Regions from separate parts of the Mus musculus genome. Here region 2 is linked to region 1. The links are chromatin loops, found by intact Hi-C in ENCODE. Cell type or tissue: heart. All regions are shown on one strand.

Region 1 (5,000 bases):
TCCTGGAACCCACGTGGTGGAAGAAGAGCCCAGACTCCTGAGTTGTCCCCTGACCTCCACACACATGCTGAGGTATGGGAACACACATGCACACAATCAATCAATAAATATAACATTAAATAATGTTTAAATCAGCACGAGGAACATTGAGTCTCCTTGCATAGTTGAACGGTTTCTCTTTCTTGGTATCTGACTTGCAAGCCTAGAGCAGTCCATTTAGATGACAGTAGTGGAAGCATCTATTAAAGTCCAGCTGGCCTGTCAGAGGGTGTGGTGGTGTTAAAGAGTTGTCCCCATACTCTTGGGCATTCAGACACTGGGCCCCTGGTTCACAGCAATATTTGGATAGGTTTAGGAGTTATGGACTTGCTGGAGGACACGTGTCACGGGGGGGCAGGTTTTGCAATTTCAAAGATGTGTGCCTTTCCCAGTGTGTTCTGGATTCTTGCTATCAGTTCAAGTCTGACTCCCACATGATTACCACGAAGGAGAAACATGTATAATGGAGTAGAAAAGAGAACACATTAGCTTGGTATCCCATTCGTGAGTCATGTATCCTACACTCATCATCTAATACTGCCAATACTGGCCTCCTTTCTAAGTAGTTAGACTTATACCCATTTTCTCAGCTATGTGTATACATTACAGGCTAGGCTCTGCCTATGAGGGAGAGCATGGGATTTTTGTCTTTCTGAGTGTAGGTCACCTCACTTACGTTATCCTTCCTAGGTCCACTCATTCCTCCTAGCAGTTTCACGACTTCATTGTTTTTCATAGTTGAGTATACACAGTTGGGTGCTATCCCAATGTGTACATGTACATTTCTATTATCTATTCATCTCTTGATGGATATCTTTCTGGTTCCATTTCTTGCTCTTGTTACTACAGCAGCAATAAACATGAATGTGCCAATACCTCTACAGTAGGGTATGGAATGGCTGTGTCCATGTGGTAGTTCTGTTTTTAACTTTTTTGAGCAATCTCCAAACTGACTTCTGTATTTCTGTAGTAGTGGGTACTCCCAGCACCAATAAGTAAAGGTTTCTTCCCCTCCATACCCTCTCTGTCATTTGTTGTCAGACTTCTTGACAATAGCCATTTTGACTGGAGTTAGCTGGTATCTCAAAATAGCTCCAAGAAGCAGCAGGTGAGACTGCCTTGCCTTAAAAGTTCTCTGCATAGCAGAAGAAATGATCAGTAGAACCCACAGCCTAGGATAGGAGTCTCTTGATATCTGTACTTCAGACAGAGGGCTAACAGGCAGAACAAACAGCCCTAGCCCAAACATGAAGGGAACAATACTACAGATCAACAAAGGAGCAAATGCAAAACACGAAGAAGTAAAAATAGCCAATAACTATTCTTCAAAGTGTTCAACATCCCTAGTAGTCAGGGCAATGCAAACTGTTCCATTGGTTGACCTGTTTTCAATGCCAAGACCAGGCTAGCATCGACCCTACAGCACTGTAATACAACTTGAAGTCAGGTTTTGTGATACCTCTAGCTGCAATCTTTCTCTTTAGGATTGCTTGGGCTGGTCAGGATTTTCCTTTAAAATTATCAATGGAATTATTATTATTACTGGTTTTTTGAGACAGGATTTCTCTGTGTAGCCCTGGCTGTCCTAGCTCTTGCTCTGTAGACCAGGCTGGCTTTGAACTCACAAGATCCACCTGCCTCTGCCTTCTAAGTGCTGGGATTAAAAGTGTGTGCCACAATTGCCCAGCTGGAATTATTGTTTTTACTTTTTTTTATTTTATTATTAATGTATTATTTGCTTTTATTTTTATTTTTCCCAATGTGGTAAAATGTTGCTGCAGTTCACTTACATTTTATAAAAATTAAGTTTTTAAGTAATAAATATACTGAAAAAAAACTGTTGAAAATGTGGCTTAAAAGATGTTTTGAAAAAAAAAAACTTTGCCAGATTCTACTGTTTTAGAAATACTAGCGGGCTGGAGAGATGGCTCAGTGGTTAAGAGCACTGACTGCTCTTCCGAAGGTCCTGAGTTCAAATCCCAGCAACCACATGGTGGCTTACAACCATCTGTAATGAGATCTGATGCCCTCTTCTGGTGTGTCTGAAGACAGCTACAGTGTACTTATTTATAATAATAAATAAAATATTTTATTAAAAAAGAGAAATACTAGCATATGCATGATGCTATGCTAGTATGATGTCAAGTGAGCAGAGATTGAAGCAGTTCAGTGTTGCCTCTATACAAATTGCTCAGCATCCTTCCACTTCTGAAAAGATTTTTTTTTTAGGTCTGTTTTCTTTTTCTTCTTCTTCTCCTTCTCCTTCTTCTTCTTTTTTTTTTTTTTTAGTTTTTAAATTGTGTGTCTGTGTGTGCCGCGCGCATATGTGGGCTTGCATACGTGCAGTTGGCCATGGCGGCCAGCAGAGGGCATCATATCCCACGGAGATGGAGCTGTGAACTGCCTGTTGTGGGTGTCAGGAACTAAGTCTAGTCCTCTGCAAAAGGAGTAAGTATTCCTTTTGAAACCTACTGAACCGTCTCCAGCCACTGCCTTCTGACGATTTTTTTTTTAACTCCACCTTTACTACAGCACCGTATGTTCACAGACACTGAGTTCACAAGCCTCCAGGTGAGTTTGAAGGCTCTGTGAATATTATTAATCAGAGACATTCTGGGTTGCAAAACTGCTTTAACTAGAGGCTCCCAGGCTGACGATGAAGCGATGAAAACAGAGGCAGCTGATTGCCTGACTCACACGGAATAGTGCAGCTGCCCAGCTGCAGCGGCATCCAGAGGGAGCAAGGGGCGGGAAGAGCCCAGCAGGAACCTGCACCTTTGAAGATCAAGGGCAGGAGCTCTGTTTCCACTGAGGAAACGCGGGGCTTGGAGCTACATTGAGAGGCTAAGATGCTGACTCCACCATGGCAGCCACTGAAAGACTTCCAGGATGGGGATCTTTTAGAACCTTTTTAGTGACAAATGACAAATCAAGTTCAAAGCAGTTCAGACTGAGAGCAGAATGATGTAGGACTCCGCGGAGCTCCAAGTCTGGGGCCTTTAGGACTGGAACAGGCTTCAGAAGGAAGTGAAGACTTCCTCAGGCTCCGACTTTGATCTGGGGCTTGTCTGAGGTGGGCACTGCTCCTTCCGCCGGTGTTCAGGAAACCTCTGAATAGTAGAAAATCAGGCTGGTACAGCCTGAGACGGGGTGTACTTACTGAGTTTACAAATCCCTCAGACTCCATTCGGACTCAACGTGAGCAGCTCCACAGAGCACGAGTGGGCTAGCTTCAGCCACATGTGCACACTGGAGCAATCAGTCCTGTCAGGAACAAGTATGCCATGACACAGGCGGGCCTGGATCACATGACTGCCGTGCGACTTGGGTGGAGTGATGGAGCGGGCGATGGCATGCTGTGAGGAGAAGCCCTGCTCTACCCAGAACAGAACTTCTCTACAGGAAAGGGAAGTGTTCTTTCTTTTTTGAGAACAACAGATATGGCCGTGGGGAGGGCCTGGCCCAGATGGTCTGCAGCGATTACTCGGCAGGCAGCCAGGTGAGACTGCCCTGGTGCTGGGCGAGCCTACGAAAGCCTGAGAAATGTTTCTCAACTTGGCTTAAGACAAGCACTCCTACCCCACCCTGAGCAAGGGTAACAGCTCAAGCCTTCTCAGAATATGTGAGACCCAAAATAGACAAAGCTTCAGGAAGATAAATAAACCAAAAGAGCACTGCTCGACTTCCAAACTACAGGGTTTGTTCCTAGGCAGCCCGCACTCTCCTGCTGGGAGAGAAAAGAGCAGGGCTCTGTGGAGGGATGAGGGGAGAGGCAGACTCTGCAGCTATCTCTGTAAGCTCCTCCCCCTGTGGTGGGTCCAAGGGGTCTTAGCGGGGGTGGGGGGTGGGGGAGGATGCAGATCGATTTTGCAGGCGTGGAGTAGAGTTTAGAGTCAACCAGGCTGGAGGACAGACAAGATAAAAATCCGTCAGCCAGGAGCATGGACGCCAGCAAGATGGCCGACCCACATGGTTACAGTGAGACTCACAGGGGAGGGGGTGGGTGAGCCAGCCTGGCAGGGAGATCTGCTTGAGCCTGGGCCAGTCCTAGCTCTTGAGTTCACACTGTGGACACACAGAGAACTTGTGTTGGAGCCATAGGAGGTGAGAGCATATCTTCTTTCAGTTGGTTCTGGGATCTCACTTATCCCAGTGGGGGTCCCACTTTGGGTGCCTGAGAGAGTGGAGGGGAACAGGCTTCCTTGTGGACCCACATGCCGGCTTAAGCTAGCAATGAGGATGGACACTGGTTCCTCCCCATCCCCTGTTTCCCATGCCAAACAATGCTTTAGTTGCTGGAGACTGTAGCTGGTCCTTAGATGACCAAGATTCTGTCGCCATTCTCATGGAGATTTTGCTCTAGACTTCCTAGACATCTCTGGTCTTTGTAATCTTCACTGAAAGAATTCATATGAGGTCCACGGGGAACTTGGGGCTTGCGACAACACAAAGCAAAGGCTTAGACAATGGACAGATACACCACTGTGCCTGCCTACATTTTAGGGCGTCATTAAACTATTTCTTAAAATCCCTAAAACAGACAGCTTTTCTGAAGACTCTTTTCCTGTCCAGGTGATTGACAGACCCATTTGTTATTTAAATGAGAGGGCAGGAGTATACCATTGCTCTCTACTTGAATTCTTTGGCCCGATAGTCATCTTAGAAGGTTTCTTTAGCTATTAATGACCTAAGTATTCAGAACGTAGTGTCTTTCCTCGGGGGCCAGAAACATTACTCAGGACCTTTTCCTCTGACCAGGGATGTTACTGCAGCAACACGTCACGAGAAGAACATTTCTTACTTTCTAGAAGACTGGAACTTTTGCTGGACCTCACAGCTAGAGTTAATAACACACCTTAAGGTCACTCATGGCTTAAGATTGCTATCCTACTGTGTGCCTGTCTGTTTCAACTGCTTTTAAGAGAACTTGCTCTGGATTTCCCATGTAAGCAGCTTTTACA
Region 2 (5,000 bases), 76 kb after region 1:
TTGTTTGTGTATTCTTTCCATTATCCTGGCATTTCTTTAATGCTTAACTGCTAAGGACAAAGGGTTATCTCTGGTTCGTCTGCTCTACCTGTATCCCCATGATTTGTATTCTCACTCCCGTGTTTTGTTTTCCGCTCTTATTTTGCTGAAGTATCAGACACACACATTTAGAAAACCATTTAGAAGCCCGAGAGCTTGCAACGAATTGTGGTGGTTTTCTCCCCAGACCGCTTGCCTGGCGGCTGCCCAGAGTGATGGATCACTTTCCACCCTATTCGCTTCCACTTTCATTCCATCTGGCCGGGACCGGCGCTCTTCTGGCTGGGAACTTGCTCACTCATGATGAGTCTTGATTTATCAGTTCAGGGTGATGTTCACGACTCACTGTTGTGGCAGATGGAGATTTTTGTTCCTATCCCTCATTTTCCTCCTTTTGAGTCAGACCTAGCCAGCCATCTGCATCATTTGCATGTATTATTCTCATTCCTTGTATGGCGGGCATGCTTGCGTGCGTGCGTGCTTGCGTGAGTGCGTAGGTGCGTACGTGGGTGCCTGCGTGCTTGCGTGCTTGCGTATTTGGAACAGGTTTTCACTCTGTAGCCCAGGTTGGCCTCAAACTTGAGCTCCGCTGGCCTCAGATTGTAGATGTCTACCACCATGCCCACCCTTGCCTGTTTTATTTTGACCTCAGCTCCATACCTTTCACTTCTGGCTCTTGTTTCTCAGCTTTTCCTCGCGCCCCCAGCCCCCTCACTACCCACTTCTCCTTCTGTCTTCAATTCTTTCTGCAGACAAGATTAATGGCATTTTCTTGACTTTGTAACTATACTATGATCTCAACTTTCTAGTTTGATTTCACAAACTGAAAATGAGTAAATTTGTGTTGTCATTTTGTACTGTTGTTGTAACGCAGAATTGACTTGGTGAAGCGTCACCTGGTGAGACAGGATCACTCTTCTTTCAGTGTGGTGACTTGTTTTACGCTATCTCGGCCTATCTTTTTACTCCGTCTTTATCCGTTTTTGGTGGTGAAGCCTTAGCTATTTATTAACTTATTATTCTTTACAAAACAAAAAGCAAAACTAGTGTTCCCCAGCCCCACCCTGGCAGCTTCCTTTAGGCACTGCTCCAGGTATTAGGAACCAATACTCTGAGGCATATGATCAACCTCCATGCATCTGAGTCTAGAGGGATCTAAGGGGCAAGCGCACTAAGTGTTGCAGCTGCAGCCAAGGTGACTCTGAGCAGCCGGAAGGAGGTGACAAGGGTCTCTCAGTAAGTCACAGACGGCAAGCGTTCTTCTACTGTCTGCTTGTGGGTGAATGATTCTTGCATAAAATTCTCTACATCGTGAGGATCTTAGCTTAAACGATTGGCCTGGAACTTCCTGAGCCCCGCTGCCTCCCAGCGCTACATCTAGAATCCTAAGCTCTGGGATGGCTTCTTCCTGATCTTGTTGTGGCATCTCTTTAAAGATTTGTTTATTTACTGTGTGCACGTGTGTGTGCTAGTCATGGCGCTTAGGTGAAGGTCAGAGGACAACTCAGGTCAGCAGACTTGGCAGCAAGCCCTTTAAGCCGCTGAACCCTGGAATCCCTGCTGCTGTGCATTGCCCCATGGCCTCCTCTTCATTTTCCTTTAGTCGGTTTAAAGCAGCAGCAAACATTTGCAAAGTGTTTGCTCTGTGTGTTTGCTTAGTCAGCTGCATTGTCCCTCTTGGTATGAGCTCACCCAGCCTTCCGGTCGCTGGAAGAAGAAAAGGTACCCAAATGACAAGGGCTTTCAGTACAGGCCTGCATGGCACAGTCAGATTTTATTTTAGGTTTTGCAAGTGTGCCAAACAAATACCTACTTTTACAACAGGTGCCACTGATGGGGTGCGACTGAGGCTGACAGGACCCCACTTCCCTCCAGGGATGGAAGCTGCAGGATGGCCCCTTTCTTTCTTTATACCTGTCAAGTAAATTGCTGTTTGTGTGTGTGTGTGTGTGTGTGTGTGTGTGTGTGCGCGTGTGTGTATAACTAGTGTTCATCTTTTTTGGTTTATTTTATGCATAACTGATATCCTTCTATATATTTGAGCTGATCAGTTTATATCTACTTGGGTTTGATATTTATATTACCCACGAGGAAAAAGAAATGTCTTTGATTAAAGAAACAGGGTACAATGTTTTGGATGTCTACTAGAAACTTAGTAAAATTCCTAGGGTCTAAATCACTTTCTCTCTCACAAGATCTTTTTACAAAGCTTGGAATCTGCATATTGATACAAAGAAAGAGTAAAAGCAGCTGTCAGATGCAGCCCTGTGAGATAATGAGAGAAACACACCTGCCTCCAGGTTTGCAGCGAGGGAAGTCTCAGTTACTCCCCAATAGCTTTACCAGGGTACTCAGGGAGCAGGTGTGTCCACTCAGTTAATGCTCTTGAAAGAGTTGGGATTCCTGGCTTCTTTCTGGGCCAGTCTCTCAACTCCCTTGTGTCTCCAGCTCAGGCCCCCCATCTTACTCACCTTGAGACCCCAGATTCTATCCCCTGCTGCCTCCTCCAGTCACCCTCCACCCTGGCACACACCTGACTCTGACAGACTACCAGCAGTTGTGCCAGCAGTCCTATGAAGTCATCTGTACCCACTCTGTGTGCTCCCCGTGCTGATCTCACCCAGTCTTAGCCGCTCTGGGTTCCTAGAATCCGGTTGTGTGAACTCCTTTCCTGTCTCCTCATTTTCTGCCAAGAAGTCATTCTTTTTGGCTTCCTGCCTTACATTGCTCAATAGAAGAACCATCTCTAGGGACGTCAGGAGCCCTCACATTCCCTGTGACTCCCCAAGATCTTCCAGAGCTCGTGCGCATGAGTTACTGCACTGAAAGGACTTATAAACACAGGATTGAAATTGCTTTTCAAAACTGCTGTCGTTAGACGTGCCCTCCCTCACTGAGGCATGAGAAACAGAGTTTGCAGGCCACAGGGAAGAGAACTGCTGCTCCCACTGAGAAGGGAACCCCCCCCCCCCCATAGTTCTGAGGTAGTCACTCACCATTTGGTCTGACAGCTTTGTTCTTGGAGGGGACATCTAGACAAATTACCTGTCATTGTCACCCGGCTGTCACCCCTGTGAACCACATGAGAGCTGCTCATCACCAGTGAGTCAGTTTCCTGAGACCTGAGTCCTGGTCCTTGAATGGGAGGGGCTATAGAGAAGGCCTAAGCTACAATGGGGGACTCAGCAGCAGGAGCTGAGCCATGGTCTGGAATGGGTGTTTCCTAAGTGGGAAATGGGGCAAGGGTGACACCCTGAGCATGATGGGAGTCAGGGGAGGAAGTCAGAAGGCAGTACTGGCCTTGTGCTGGGTTGGGGAGGGGTGCTGGTTTCAGACTGGATGGGTCCTACTCCCACAGTTCAGAAGTCTGGAAGTCAGGAATCCAGGAGATGGCAGAGCCATGCTCCCTGTCTCTGATGTGTGGCTTTTGTGCCTCTTCTTGTCCCTCGCATAGCCAGGCACTCCTGGGTGTATAATGATATTGCTCTAAGCATAACCCCCATTTTCATGTACTCTTTTCTCTGTCTCCTGGGTGGCCCCTTAAGATCTTTAGATTTTTATCCACAAGTGTACTATTTCCAAATAAGATCACATTCATATACACCAAGAATTAAGATGCGCCCCCACCCTGTATGAATCTCTATTTTGAAACAGCATCTCGTCAGAAAGCCCATGTTAGCCTCGAACTTGGAACCCTCCTGCATTTGCTTCTCCAAGCCTAAGGCTGCCATTTGTGTCGTTACACCCTACTCACTGCAAATGTCTTTTTGGGGTGTGCAATTCATTCTGTTTTAGATAGTAATAGCTGAAGGAGAGGGATCAAGGCTCAGAATACTGTGTGGCAGGGTGTGCTGAGCCTCCCTCAGGGATCTGCATGCTTTCCTGAGAATGGACCATCACTTGTGAGTCCCTACGCTGACACTCCCCTGTCTTTTCTGGTCACAGCCTTCTGGATGATTCTGACTCTGGAAGTCACCAGCGCTTTCCTCTTGAATGAATGATGTCCTGTCTAAAGCTGAATAGCTGGGAGGCGAGGAGCACCTTCTTGGAGGGGGAAGGGTTTTCTTAGAGAATTAAATGTAGGGCTCGGCAGAGCTGCTGTGGCCGGCTGGCTCAGGAGTTGGTGACTCCGGCTTGGTTGTCCCCGAGGCATCTATTGTTCCTGGAATAGCTGGACAATCTGTTCCAGGCAAGGAAGAAAACACACCAAAGCAATAGGATGACTTCGTTATGAGTGCAGTTGTAATCCCAGCATCCTTTGCAAGTAATTACACTTGCAGTCATGAACCCGAACCTCAGCTTGGTGCTAATATGAACCTATCCTTCCAATTGATATATGTTGAGCGTGCACATGGGTATTGTTCTAAATGGTTTTGGCTTTCTGTACCTTGCTGTATTACAAAGAGTCCTAAACTCCCCCCCCCCCCCCACACACACACAGTGTTTCCTTCTTCAGGCGCCCAATCAGAGGTAGATCTTTCTGCTTCTCCTCAGCCTTGCTCACTCCCTCATGCTTCTCTCCCTGTAGTTGCTTTCTTTCCACCCTGGGGAGATGCTGCTTTCTCATTCAGTGGCTACAGTGCTCTTAGCTCCAGCTTGTGGCCCTGCCCTCCAGCACTGCAGTGCTTGGTCTGCCCTACCCTGTGTTATGTTAACAGTGCTTTGTGAAGGTGTCACTAATGTGTGGTATGGCAGAGCGTGTACATTCTAGCAGCTGGATGATTTTCAACAGGTTTGGCAGTACACTCCGAGCGTAGGTATGCCCTCTGAAAATGAGTTGTCAGGTGGTGTACCGGAACCACATATTGTGTTCCTGAAAGCCGAGGTGGTCTTGTGGTGCAAGTAAAAACAACCATAACAGAACATCCTGTTTTACCAAAAAATTCTTTTTTGCTAGTAAAAGGATGTATGAAGCACAGTCGTCAGAGCTTTAGAGGTAGCTCAGTCTCTGAATTTGATCT

The links. A loop is a pair of places that touch in the nucleus more often than their neighbours do. Peaks named below come from ENCODE experiments on the same cell type or tissue, not always from the same donor. Only the 100,000 strongest peaks of a DNase experiment are listed, where the experiment ranks them.
Region 2: it touches region 1 in a loop (3-fold over the local background); 5 of 42 quality-filtered maps call a loop at or near these places.

What each region holds. Positions count from the first base shown.
Region 1 is chr15:31,416,647-31,421,646 of GRCm38, reverse strand. No RefSeq gene overlaps it. Among named protein-coding and RNA genes, the nearest start is that of Gm41286, 10 kb to the right of the region's middle. In heart, CTCF peaks have their summits at 2,205 and 2,405 (motif pointing right); DNase peaks (open chromatin) are centred at 3,416 and 3,896; H3K4me3 peaks cover 1,077 bases; H3K27ac peaks cover 1,044 bases.
Region 2 is chr15:31,340,435-31,345,434 of GRCm38, reverse strand. The region is part of intron 1 of Ankrd33b (ankyrin repeat domain 33B); the gene reads left to right. Among named protein-coding and RNA genes, the nearest start is that of Ankrd33b, 25 kb to the left of the region's middle. In heart, no CTCF peak of the experiment used is centred here; DNase peaks (open chromatin) are centred at 2,774 and 3,264.